Regions from separate parts of the Homo sapiens genome. Here region 1 is linked to region 2. Evidence: chromatin contacts called from ENCODE Hi-C or POLR2A ChIA-PET data. All regions are on one chromosome and are shown on one strand. Each heading gives the region's core, a stretch centred on a gene start or an enhancer-like site at or near the end of the contact. The rest is flanking DNA. Distances are from core to core; before and after follow the strand shown. Region 1 has its middle 32 kb from the start of MED13. Region 2 overlaps INTS2 (integrator complex subunit 2).

The links. Hi-C counts contacts between places; a loop is a spot of excess contacts on that map. ChIA-PET counts read pairs that join two places held with the same protein, here RNA polymerase II (POLR2A). Pooled maps may share reads with other maps.
Region 1: a loop to region 2 is called in a map with no recorded cell type, with 2.6 times the contacts of the local background. The contact joins two enhancer-like sites. A Hi-C loop is called at or near these places in 3 of 37 single-sample maps with no recorded cell type and 8 of 50 pooled maps. POLR2A ChIA-PET finds 5 or more read pairs at or near these places in 3 of 52 experiments (PC-3, Panc1 and WTC11).

The regions. Positions count from the first base shown.
Region 1 is chr17:62,094,058-62,100,576 of GRCh38, reverse strand. No RefSeq gene overlaps it. Among named protein-coding and RNA genes, the nearest start is that of MED13, 32 kb to the right of the region's middle. Within about 2 kb of position 1,781, at least 2 of the 41 ENCODE cell types and tissues checked have a DNase peak (open chromatin) inside an H3K27ac peak, as active enhancers do.
Region 2 is chr17:61,901,387-61,908,562 of GRCh38, reverse strand. It overlaps INTS2 (integrator complex subunit 2), which reads left to right. Exons shown (of 25, transcript NM_001351695.2): 8 at 929-1,155; 9 at 3,978-4,103. Among named protein-coding and RNA genes, the nearest start is that of INTS2, 23 kb to the left of the region's middle. RefSeq lists an enhancer at 3,937-4,246. Within about 2 kb of position 4,087, at least 4 of the 41 ENCODE cell types and tissues checked have a DNase peak (open chromatin) inside an H3K27ac peak, as active enhancers do.

The DNA.
Region 1 (6,519 bases), core at 532-3,031, 190 kb before region 2:
GGATGGGGACTCAGCCTATATTATAGAGATGTCATTTTAGGAAGTAGAGAAAACATTCAATATGTCTCAGACCCATATTCTAGGAGGATCCTGGGAGGAGCAGGCCAGGAAGAATTGGGACAGGGTATCTCTCAAGCTGGGTTTCTTTAGCCCAGCAAATGGTCTATGTCTGGCAAGCATGAAATCAAAACCAGGAAATCAGATAAAAGGGTGGGCAAGAAAGGGAAAGTCTTGCCAGAGAGGGTACCTCTGAGTCTAACATTTCTAGACTACAGGAACAGGACAATAAGAGATCAAAGTCCATTCACTCACTCAGTCATTCAGTCAGTCATTCGACAAGTCCATCCCTGCCTGGGTCACAAGCAATGTGCTAGACATTACAGGGGAGGACTGTAAATAAGAACAAGAAATAATGTCTGCTCTTGAAGAAACTCATAGATTAGAACACAAGAGAGACACAAAAATATTACAATATAATATGGTAAGTTAGAAGATGGTGGGGGCTTCACAGGGCTCAGTAGAGCAGGCTGGGTCAGCATCCAACCCGCACAGTGGGTGTTTAAGAAATAATCCAGGGTGCAGCTTCTTAAGGAGGTAGCAGAAGTCGTGGTGGCACAGTGAAGCTCTAAGAGATGTTCTGGGGCAAAGAAAGGGGATGAGGCAAAGAAAGTCAGAAATTCAAATTCAGCCGGGCTCATGCCTGTAATCCCAATACTTTGGGAAGCCAAGGTGGGAAGGTTGCTTGAAGCCAGGAGATCCAGACCAGCCTGGACAACACAGTGAGACTCCCATCTCTACAAAATTTTTTAAAAAAATTAGTCATGTGTGGTGGTGCCCCTGTATATCCAGCTACTCAGGAGTGTGAGGTGGGAGGATTGCTTGAGCTCAGGAGTTCAAGGCTGCACTGAGCTATGATTGCATCACTGCACTCCAGCCTGGGCAACAGGGCAAGACTCTGTCCCCCCACCCACCCACACCCACACACACACAAAGGAAAGAAACTCTAATTCAATGGATGAAGACGAATTAGGGAGCAGACAGATATTTGGAATAGAATAGGGGCTAGACAGACACGACAAATGTCACCATGTGCTTGTAGGTCCTCCTGTACCTACCATTCTAGATACCACCTTCCTGATACCACCACTTGGAACCCACAGACCATTCTAATCCCCATATTTCTCTGTACTTCTGTTTCTCTCTACTTCCCCAGACATTCCATTAATATTTGTGTCCTATGGAACCCCTGTCTGTTGGTGAATTCTCCTACTTCCTTAACTTCTTCACAGAACTATCTAAAGTGGACACCTTTTTGGAGTGTCTTCCCAGCTCATCAAGACCATCATAGCATCTTCTCACCCATAATGATAGGCCTGTGGCTACCATCTTGTGCAACTGTCCAAGATACCCAACTCCCTCAACCCGTCACTCACTACTGGCCACAGATAGCTGGAGCTGATTTCTGTTATGTGCAACCAGACACCTTGCAAACTCCCTCACCTTCTAGTCTGAACTGAAACCTGGCTTTCCCCTGAGGTTACCACTTCCCCTGTACTTCTTTCGAGTAGAAGCTATTTATTCTTTCATGCCCCCAATACAGGGAGGCATTAGCAACAACATTCTTCCAGTTCCCTAAGACCCTTCTAACAATTTCTTCCCTATGAAAAACCTCTGCCCCAATGAAGTCCATGACATCCAACTTGTCATCTTCTCTCCTTTCATCTCTGTCATCCATCAGCCATATTTCTTAAATACCTGTCTCACTTCTTCTTCCTGGGCGGAAGGGAGATTTTGCTGACTTTGTAGGCCACCCACTCAATGACCCAGCTTCTTAGTTTCCTGACCTTTCATACTCAGCGTCTTCACTTCCAGTTCTCTTCAGTGGACTCCTATGGCCACACCCTGTACTTTGTCACTACCAGAACAGTTCCACCCTGCAAATCTTAAACTCTTTATCACTGTAACTATTCATCCAGCGCTCTCCCCTGACACCATCTGATGGGTTGAGGCCTCTACAAATTTTCTTTTCTTTTTTGAGACAGACTTTTACTCTTTTACCCATGCTGGGGTGCAGTGGCATGATCATGGCTCACTGTAGCCTCAAACTCATGGACTCAAGCATCCTTCTGCCTCAGCTTCCCAAGTAGCTGGGATTACAGGGGCACACCACCATGCATAGCTAATTAAATTTTTTTCTTTTTTCTTTTTATAGAGACAGAGTCTTGTCATGTTGTCCAGGCTGGTCTCAAACTCCTGGGATCAAGCAATCCTTTCCCCTTGGCTTCCCAAAGTGCTGAGACTACAGGCCTGAGCAATGTGCCTGGCCGCCTCTACAGATTTTTAGCTGTGTTCTCAGCCTATTGAATAGGCATTTTTCCTATCAGCATTTCCTTCCCTTTCATCCCCTAGCCGTCATTGCAAACTTTCAGTACCCTTCCCAAGCTCCTCACAATCAAGTGAAACTCTGTGCTGTTGTTCTCTTCATCTAATAATTTAATTATTAATATTATTCAGCAAACATTTATTACACATCCACTAGGTGCTGGGTACCATGGGTACAATAACACAGCTTTGCCAGTGAGGAGCTCACAGTTTAGGAAGGAGGCAGCTGTGATAAGACCTGGAGTTGGGGCCGGGAGGTAGAATGGGACATTTCATGAAGAAAAAAACAACATGAGCAAAACTCTGAGACAGAATTGAGTGTGGCTTGAGGGATTGAAACAAAAAGACCTGTATGGTTGGAAACAGAATGCTAGATAGTGGAACAAGGTGAGGCTGAGTGAGGGGAGAGACAGAAGATCTGCAGTTTTGGAGGTATGTTTTGCTGTAATAAAGATCTGCATTTTGATTTTTTTTTTTTTTTGAGATGGAGTCCCATTCTGTTGTCCAGGCTGGAGTGCAGTGGTGCAATCATGGCTCACCGCAGCCTCGAACTCCTAGGCTCAAGCAATCCTCCCACCTCAGCCTCCTGAGTAGCTGGGACTACAGGTGCACACCACCACACCTGGTTAATTCTTTAATTTTTTGTAGAGATGGGGTCTTGCTATACTGCCCAAACTTCCCTCAAGTGATCTTTCTGCCTTGGCCTCCCAAAGTGCTGGGATTATAGGCATGAGCCACCGCACCTGGCCACAGGATCCACTTTTGAAACAATCACTGGTAAGGGATGTGAAGTATGAGGGATTTTTAGAGCAGCGAAACTATCCTGTATGATACTGCAATGGTGGATACATGTCATACATTTATTATACAACAGGAGACTAAACCATAATGTAAGCTTTGGTTCATAATAACAGTCTTCGGTTAATAATAAGTATCAATATTGGTTTATCAGTTGTAAGAAATGTACCACACTAATTCAAGATGCTAATAATAGGGGGAACTGTGAGTGGCATAGAAAGTGGGTATAAAGGAACTCCCTGTACTATGTGCTCAGTTTTCTGTAAACCTATGAAACTGCTCTAAAAATAAAGTTCATTAATTAACAATTAAAAAATAGGCCGGGCGCGGTAGCTCATGCCTATAATCCCGGCACTTTGGGAGGCCGAGGCAGGCAGATCACCAGGTCAGGAGATCGAGACCATCCTCGATAACACGGTGAAACCCATCTCTACTACAAATACAAAAAAATTAGCCGGGCGCGGTGGCGGGCGCCTGTAGTCCCAGCTACTCGGAAAGTTGAGGCAGGAGAATGGTGTGAACCTGGGAGGCAGAGCTTGCAGTGAGCCGAGATCGCGCCACTGCACTCCAGCCTGGGCAACAGAGCGAGATTCCATCTCAAAAAAATAAAATAAATAAATAAATAAATAAATAAATAAATAAATAAGGCTGTAGAGGGAAGACCATCAGCTGCTGTGAGAAAAGTAAATTGCAGGCAGTGGAAACGTGGGCAGACCATTAGAACACTGTCCCAGAAGCCCAGGCAAGAGAAGATGATAGTGAGCCCAGTTCTGAAGAAAAAGAAGTAGATAGAGGCAGTATTGACAAGACTTGGTGATAGACTGGATTTGGGCAGGGATCAAGGGCCACTGGGGCTTCTGGCTTGCCTAATTCCATGATTAAATGACACCATTCACCAGTCATTACCGAGGACCTGGGACTTTATCAACACCCTCGCTACATGCTGGCGACCTGTTGAACACATGGATTCTCAGCATGTGTGTAAATGTGATGCTCACACAAAAGACATTTCAGCTCTGACCATGATCATTTCCTGCCAGATCTCATTTAAAAAGGAGGTTGTCCCACGAGTCTTATTCATGTTTCAACCATTAATTGAAGTAGGCAAGGTTTGCTAGTTTCTCTGGGACTTGGTATTTATTATACCAGTAACACGAGAAAGCTGAACCAGACAGCCTCTAAGGATCCTACGAAGAGGGGATGGTCTCTAGCAGCTAGAGGTCTTCCAGACACTGAAATATCTTTCATGCTTGTCTTTCCTCAACCCCTGGGCTCTCATAATGAAGAATAATACATCCAATTTGCTGGTCCATGTTCTGTTCTTGGCAGATCTGTAGTTCTGGATTCCTGCTTCGGCGTTCCAGGACTGTGACTTGGGTCTGCATAAACCACAATAACCACAAGCAACTTTGTTGTATTTCTTTCCAAGTACTTCTTTCCAAGTCAACTTTGGGACACACCACCTGATGGTCTCAGAGGAAACTTAGTTCTCTGTGTGTTTCTATTTCAAAATGAAGGCTATCTTCGGACAACAGAACAAACGTGCCAACGTTTTATTCCCAAAAGCAGAGTACACAAACTCCCAGGAGCTGCCAGCCCTTTAGTCAATCTGCCTCTTAGAAAATGCTGTTACTGTGGCCGGGCGCGGTGGTTCATGCCTATAATCCCAGCACTTTGGGAGGCCAAGGCGGGTGGATCACCTGAGGTCAGGAGTTCGAAACCAGCCGGCCAACATGGTGAAACCCCGTCTCTACTAAAAATACAAAAAAATTAGCCAGGTGTGGAGGCACATACCTGTAATCCCAGCTACTTGGGAGGCTGAGGCAGGAGAATTCCTTGAACCTGGGAGCTGGAGGTTGCAGTGAGCTGAGATCGCACCCTTGCACTCCAGCCTGGGCAACAAGAATGAAACTCCGTCTCAAAAAAAGAAAAAAAGAAAAGAAAAGAAAAGAAAGAAAATGCTGTTACTATTCAACACTCCTGGAGCCTCACCTTCTTTCCAGCCACGGCAGTGACATGACACAGAACCTATAGCTAACTGAGCCATGCCAACTTTGTTGCCAACCCACAATCAACAGTGTAAGGGGCTGCCTTTGAATCTGACCTTCTCTACATAAACTCCTAACTGTGGGTTCCAGAAGGAGAACTCAAGGTCATGTGCTGTAGTTGTGCCTTGATGCCTTTGTATGGCTTGTCTAAAATACCATGGCATCTCTAAAATTCTTGGTTGAGAACTGCCTAAGGCTTAACCTGGCATGGTGGCCTGTACCTGTAGTCCTAGCTACTTGAGAGGCCGAGGTGGGAGGATTGCTTGGGTCCAGGAGGTGGAGATTACAGTGAGTTATGATCATGCCACTGCACTCCAGCCTGGGCGACAGAGGGAGATCCTGTCTCAAAAAAAAAAAAAAAAAGTTAATTAAATTCAATTTTTTTCTTTTTTCTTTCTTTTTTTTTTTTTTGAGACAGAGTTTTGCCCTTGTTGCCGAGGCTGGAGTGCAATGGTGCGCTCTTGGCTCACTGCAACCTCCGCCTCCCAGGTTCAAGCGATTCTCTTGCCTTAGCCTCCTGAGTACCTGGGATTACAGGCACATGCCACCATGTCCAGCTAATTTTTGTAGTTTTAGTAGAGACAGGGTTTCCTCATATTGGTCAGGCTGGTCTTGAACTCCTGACCTCAGGTGATCCACCTGCCTCGGCCTCCCAAAGTGCTGGGATTACAGGTGTGAGCCACCGCACCCAGCCTAATTCAATTTTTTTGTAAAGAAAATTGCTTAAGATAAACATGACAACCTGGAGTCTGGCATAAGAGTCAGTGCTGTGTTGAAACATATGCACTTGGGCCCAGACCAAGGACTGTCCCAGAGAATCCCTGAGAAGCAAACTGCATGAAAACTATAACTGATTTAATCCTAACTAGAGCTATGATACTTTCCTGCAAAGAAAGTGGCACAGTTTCCCTAAGCCTCACTCTGGCCATCATTTGAGTGATAAACACAGCCCTGTGCTCTACGCAAAACCAACCCTGCTCTCTGCCCTTCTCCCTGCTTCAAGTTCCTGAATCAAACAAGTGCCCTCTAACTTTCTCTTTCACAACGAGAAAGTTCTCCATGGATGAATTCCTTCTACATTTAGATTATGGCTCTGGAATATAAAATTTATCCCCCTGTGATAAACAGGTCCATTCTGTATAATGTCTGTTATGCTGTAATTTTTTCCTTCTAAGGGAAGCTTATTAATTTGAATTAAACTGCTGGTTGCTGGCCAGCCAATGTATTAATTGTCCTTGGTCAAATGCCAATCTGTAGTTTCATTAGCTGTATCTGGACTTTGCGGGGAGGG
Region 2 (7,176 bases), core at 2,838-5,337:
CTGTTCATTCATCTACTTAACAGACTTTGAGTGCTTGCTGTATGTTAGGCACAATGTTCGACTGTGCAGAGTGAGAGAAGACTAAGGCATTGTCCCTGCCTGAAGAACTGTAGTGGTTATAGAATTGTAAACTCTTTTGTTTTTTTTGAGACGAGAGTATCACTCTGTTGCCCAGGCTGGAGTGCAGTGGCGCCATCTTGACTCATTGTAACCTCCGCCTCCTGGGTTCAAGCGATTCTTGTGCTTCAGCCTCCCAAGTAGCTGGGATTACAGGCATGCACCACCACACCCAGCTAATTTTTATATTTTTAGTAGAGATGGGGTTTCACCATGTTGGCCAGGCTGGTCTCGAACTCCTGACCTCAAGTGATCCGTCCGCCTTGGCCTCCCAAAGTGCTGGGATTACAGGCGTGAACCACTGCATCAGGCCAAGAATTGTAAACTCTTAATTATAGGAGTTCTATAAGGTAAATATTGTTGATAAAATATTTCCTTGTCATTAAGGAAATTGGGGTTCAGAGAGGCTAACCAATGTGCCTAAAGGTATATAATCGTCTAATAGTAGAGCTGGCATTTAAACCCCAAGAACTTACGTCTTCAAAATCTGAGCATTTTCTCCTATACCACATATCACTTTGTTAGTCTTTATGTATTTGAAAGTACCATTGAAATAATATTCCACAATTCAAATTGTCACTAATTTAGTCTTTCCTCTGCAACCAATCCAAATTATGGTGAATATTCATTCTTCAGACAAACTAGTGGATTTTGAGTTTGCTTGATTGGTTAAAATGAGATTCTGTAGTCACGACAATCTCTTCAAATAGGCCAATTTGAAAGTGTTTAAGTGGGGTGCTATGTTTTAGCTCCCTTTTAGTTTAGTAAATGCTTCATGCTTTCTTCCTTTTGTGATCCATATTTCTTTCAGAGAAAAAGAGAGACCAGCAGTTCTGTCCTTTGGCAGATGAGAAGGCAGCTTCTTCTGGAGTTGATGGGCATTCTTCCCACAGTAAGAAGCACCCGAATTGTGGAAGAAGCTGATGTGGATATGGAGCCCAATGTGTCTGTGTATTCGGGGCTGAAAGAAGAGCATGTTGTGAAAGCCAGTGCACTCTTACGTCTGTACTGTGCTTTGATGGGGATCGCTGGACTCAAGTATTCAATAGTTTGATATTTTACCTTTTTGTCATTTTACCTTCTTGTTTCTATTCTCAAGAAAGTGAGCCAAAGGCCTTTTATTCAGAGGATTAAAGTTTTCTGTTGGACTCAGGTAGTGGGCTGGCCTGTAAGAAGAATGAAATCCTAAGGCCAAGAATTTCTAGCAGAGATGTATTCATCTATTTTGTTCTGATTGTAAACAGAACTATATAAATATGGGAGGAGCCAGAGCAGTTTATCAATTTCCAATCACAGTTTAAAGAAACCTGTGATTTCAACACAGCTTGACAAAACTATAGTGAATGATCTGTGAGTGATCTTTTACCATTGACTAGTTGAAGTAAATCTCTCCTTTGTTTCCTTTTACAGCTGATATCATAATTGTTTAAAATTAATATGATGTGATTAATAAGTACAATGTTTTTTTTTTTTTTTTTTTTTGAGATGGAATCTCCGTCTGTCGCCCAGGCTGGAGTGCAGTGGTGTGATCTCGGCTCACTGTAACCTCTGCCTCCCGGATTCAAGCGATTCTCCTGCCTCACCACACCCGGCTAATTTTTTTTTTTTTTTTTTTGTATTTTTAGTAGAGACGGGGTTTCACCATGTTGGCCAGGCTTGTCTTGAACTCCTTACCTCAGGTGTTCTGCCTGCCTCAGCCTCCCAAAGTGCTGGGATTACAGGCATGAGCCACTGTGCCTGGCCAGTACAATGTTTCTTAGTCACCATACAAAATCCTTTTGAATAGTGTTCTTAATAATTGTACATACAGTCCTCATTTGCATGTCTCCAATATGCATGAGTTTCAGTTACGCCAGTTTATTTAAATAATGCTGGTCTCTCAACACAGTTGCCATTTCAGTTGCCATGATACATTAACCAGTTAATTGTATAGAGTTTGTGAGCTCCTCAGGACACAGATCACTAAGTAAATAACAGATGTACATCATGGTTAGTGACCAATGGCCTCACTTCTTTCAAAGTCTGTCGGTAGCTGGTTACTGCACACCTGTTATTTGATTCATGTACATATAGCAGAGGAGGTAGTTGTAAAGGTTGAATATCCCTTATCTGAAATGCTTGAGACCAGAAGCGTTTGGGATTTTAGAACTTTTCGGATTTTGGAATGTTTATATTTACCGATTTAGCATCCCTAACAGAAATTCAAAATCCTTAATGCTCCAATGAGCATTTCCTTTGAGCTCATTACCTCATATTGGCACTCAGAATGTTTTGGAGTTTGGGGGCATTTCAGATTTTAGGTTTTTTGGATTGGGGTTACTCAACCTGTATTGCTTCCTTTCTCTCCATAATGAACTCATGTTCCAAAACATGGAAACAGTTTTTGGAACATTATATTCCAAAAACAGATAATTGGAAGAGACAGTTGGCCAATAAAGATGAAAGCATAGGCCAGGCGCGGTGGCTCACGCCTGTAATCCCAGCACTTTGGGGGGCCAAGGTGGACAGATCACCTGAGGTTGGGAGTTCGAGACCAGCCTGACCAACATGGAGAAACCCTGTCTCTACTAAAAATACAAAATTAGCTGGGTGTGGTGGCACATGCCTGTAATCCCAGCTACTTGGGAGGCTGAGGCAGGAGAATCACTGGAACCCAGGAGGTGGAGGTTGCGGTGAGCTAAGATTGCACCATTGCAGTCCGGCCTGGGCAATAAGAGTGAAACTCCATCTCTACAAAAACAAAAAACATAAAAAAAAGGAGGCAAAGGCTGTTTAAACTACTCTTGATAAAGTCTTTACGAAGAAATAAAAAAACTTTAAGACCGGGCACAGTGGCTCACGCCCATAATCCGAGCGCTCTGGGAGGCCAAGGCTTGTGGATCAGTGAGGTCAGGAGTTCGAGGACAACCTATTCAAGATGGTGAAACCCTCTCTCTACTAAAAATACAAAAATTAGCTGGGAATGATGGCGTGTGCCTGTAGTCCCAGCTACTCAGGAGTCTGAGGCAGGAGAATTGCTTGAACTTAGGAGGTAGAGTTTGCAGTGAGCCGAGATTGTGCCACTGCGCTCCCGCCTGGGCGACAGGGTGAGACTCTGTCTCAAAAAAAAGAAAGAAAGAAAACAGTTTAATTCCCAATGTTTCTAATATTTTCAATTAGAGTACTATAAAAATATTAGTTTTACCATTTAAAAAAAAAAATTCCTGGCTGGGTACAGTGACTTACACCTGTAATCCCAGCATTTTAGGAGACCAAGGGAGGTGGATTTTTTGAGCCCAGGAGTCTGAGACCAGCCTGGGGAACGTGGCAAAACCCTGTCTCTACTAAAAAAAATAAGCTGGGCATGGTGGCGCATACCTGTGGTCCTAGCTACATGAGGACTGACGTGGGAGGATTACCTGAGCCTGGAAGGTCAAAGCTGAAGTGAGCTCTGATCCTGCCACTACACTCCAGCCTGGGCGATGGAGCAAGACCTTGTCTCAAAAAAAAAAAAAAAAAATTATGCATTATAATCAACAGAGTTTTTAATGTTTTGACAAAAATTTTAAAGGCTACAGTACAACCATACTTTTCACCATTGATTATTAAGATTGTGTTGCATGATTTCAGCTTGCATGGTCATTTTTATGGTCTCACACTACAGGGCAAAGGGAGGACCTGCCTGTATTTGTGTCCACAGTAAAACACTGTAGTTGTAATTTCTCAACAGTTTTGCATTTGGCAACTTGAGATGTTAAAGATTTTATAAATAGCAAGATACCATTATAAAGTTTAAAATTTGTAACTAAAAGGTTAAAAATTCACTTTTTCTTCTTCATCCCAACTAAAAATGTAAAGCCTAATGATGTATTCCTTTTTAGACCAACTGAAGAAGAAGCTGAGCAATTACTGCAGTTGATGACGAGCCGTCCTCCTGCTACGCCAGCTGGGGTTCGCTTTGTTTCACTTTCCTTTTGTATGCTACTGGCCTTTTCTACACTTGTCAGGTACCTAACTATATAAGTTGCTCCATTTTCTCAAGGTTTACTTTTATTTACTCAATAAAATTGTATAGCATTAGATAAGAGTTTTCTACAAAAGCTGGTCTAGGTATGGACAGTCGTAGTTTTGTTTTGTTTTTTCCAATTTTTAAGAGAAGGGGTCTAGCTTTGTTGCCCAGGCTGGAGTACAGTGGCTGTTCATGGGTATGATCATAGCACAGTGCAGCCTTGAACTCCTGGCCTCAAATAATCCTCCTGACTCAGCCTCCCAAGTAGCTGGGACTGCAGGTGTATGCCACTGGCCCAGCTTATTTGTATTTTTTTAAAATAAGGATATCAGTAGCATCTGATTCATTTTATTTATCTTATATATGTACATTGTTTAAATAAGTCGAAATAGTTCTTCAGGATTTGTTAAGGCAAATAGCAGTCCTTCCTTCTCTCCTTCCTATTTTATCTTTCTTAGAAGCAGTGTCTTTCAATTCTTTTAGCTGTTTATTTTGTGTTTTACTGCTACATCTGTAATAATATGTTTGTATTTGATACCTCTTGATTTTTGCTTTTAGGTATTTTTTATTGAGTTCCCAGTATGAAAGATGAGAAATTAGTTCTCTGTCTTTTTTCTCCCTGTCCTAAACACATCCATACATGTCCTTCCTATCCTCTCATTCTCCTAGTATGGTTATAATTTAGATTAGATCAATATATAGTTGTTATGATTATGTAAGCACTACTGAGAACTCAACCATGCAGTATATGATTATTTTTTACTTCCTTGTAAAACTTGTTTTTTTTTTTTTGGATTAATATTTATCCTGTGTTTTTGTTTTTTGCTTTTAACTTTCTTGGTGTTATATGTACCATTCATGTAACCTCAAACTCTCTGCCAGCCTAAATCTTCTCTCCAGATGTTTTGACTCATTAGACAGTCTGTGAGTTTCATCTTCTTGAGGAGATTTCTTCAGGAGCATTTTGGTCTGGAATGGTTACCAGGTATACCTGGTAGTATAAAGCTCTCATCCTGGGATTGACCTTCACCATCATTTTGGAGACTTGCTTCATCTCTCCTTTGTTGGATCTTCTGTTTCTTATATCTCATATCATCATATTACCCAGGCGTGGTGGCTCACACCTGTAGTCCCAGCTACTCAGGAGGCTGAGGCGGGAGGGTTGCTTGAGGCTATGAGTTCGAGGCCAGCTGGGGCAACATAGTGCGACTCCTGTCTTTGTTTAAAAAAAAAAAAATTAAAAAGAAAACCTATCCTTTCTTTCTTTTTTTTTTTTTTTTTTTCCTTTTTTGAGACGGAGTCTAGCTTTGTCGCCCAGGCTGGAGTGCAGTGGTGCGATATCTTGGCTCACTGCAAGCTCCACCTCCCAGGTTCACGCCATTCTCCTGCCTCAGCCTCCCGAGTAGCTGGGACTACAGGAGCCTGCCACCACGCCCGGCTAATTTTTGTATTTTTAGTAGAGACGGGGTTTCACCATGTTAGCCACGATGGTCTCGATCTCCTGACCTCGCGATCCACCCGCCTCGGCCTCCCAAAGTGCTGGGATTACAGGCGTGAGCCACCGTGCCCAGCCTCTGTTTTTTTTTTTTTTTTTTTTTTAAGCTCTTTCACCCAGGCTGTAGTGCTATGGCACAATCATAGCTCACTGTAATCTTGAACTCCTGGGTTGAAGTGATCCTTCTCCTTGAACCTCCCAAATAGCTGGGACTAAGGCACGTTCCACTACCCCTGGAGAATTTTTTTTTTTTAAGAGACAGTGTTTCGCTGTGTTGCCCAGGCTAGTCTGAAACTCATGGCCTGAAACAGTCCTCCCACCTCAGTCTCTCAAACCACTGGGTTTACAGGGGTGAGCCACTGTACCTGGTCTTAGAATGAGCAAGTTATTTTTAGAGTGCTGAACAGGTTCTAAAATTCTGTTGTGTTGGTGGTTGCATAACTCTGTATATACACTAAAAACCACTCAATTGTACACTTTGGGTAAATCTTATGGTATGTATATTACATCTCAATAAAGCTGTTTTCTAAAAAGTAGAACAAGATTGAGGGGAAGGAAAAGAGGAAAGGATAAGAAAATACGACAATCATTTCAAAAAGTCCAATTCCAAATAAAAGGAGGTTTTAGACAGAACACCCAAGAAGAAAACATTACCAACAAATTTATTCAGGAAAATTTCCTAGAACTGAGAGACATGAGTTTCCAGGTTCAAAGGGCTTACTGAATGCCTAGGACAATAGTCAAAAAGAGACTCAGGCTAAGGCATATCATCCAGAAATTTCAAAACCCTAGGGATAAAAAACTAATCCTACGAGTTTCTATATTAAAAACAAATAGGCCACACAAAGGACCAGGAATCAGAATGTCAGACTTCCTGACAACACTGGAAGTTAGAAGACAATGAAGCAACACCTTCAAAGTCCTGAAAGGAAATTATTTCCAACTTAGAATTCCATACCCCATCAAACTATCAATCAGATGTCAAAGTAGGACAAAGATATTTTCAGAAATACCCAGTCTCAAAAAGAATTTACTTCACACATACCCATTCTGAAGGAGCAAAATGGCCAGGCACACTGGCTCACGCCTGTAATCCCAGCACTTTGGGAGGCTGAGGCAGGTGGATCACCTGAGGTCAGGAGATCGAGACCATCCTGGCTAACACGGTGAAACCCCGTCTCTACTAAAAAAAATACAAAAAAATATTAGCCGGTCATGGTGGCGGGCGCCTGCAGTCCTGTAGGCTGAGGCAGGAGAATGGCGTGAACCTGGGAGGCAGAGCTTGCAGTGAGCCGAGATTGCGCCACTGCACTCCAGCCTGGGCTACAGAGCGGGACTGCATCTCAGAAAAAAAAAAAAAAAAAAAAAAAAAAAAAAAAAAAAAAGAAATCATTCTGCCTTTTAGGATTTGTCTTTAACTTTATCTTCAATTCCTATTCAGTCTTTAATTTCTAAGAGTGCTTTTTTGGCTCTCTGAATGTTTCTTCTTTGTAGTGTCTATTGGTTCATTATAGCATAATTTCTTTGATATTAGTCATACTGATTTTGAAGAGATTTTATTATTTGTATTGCTTCT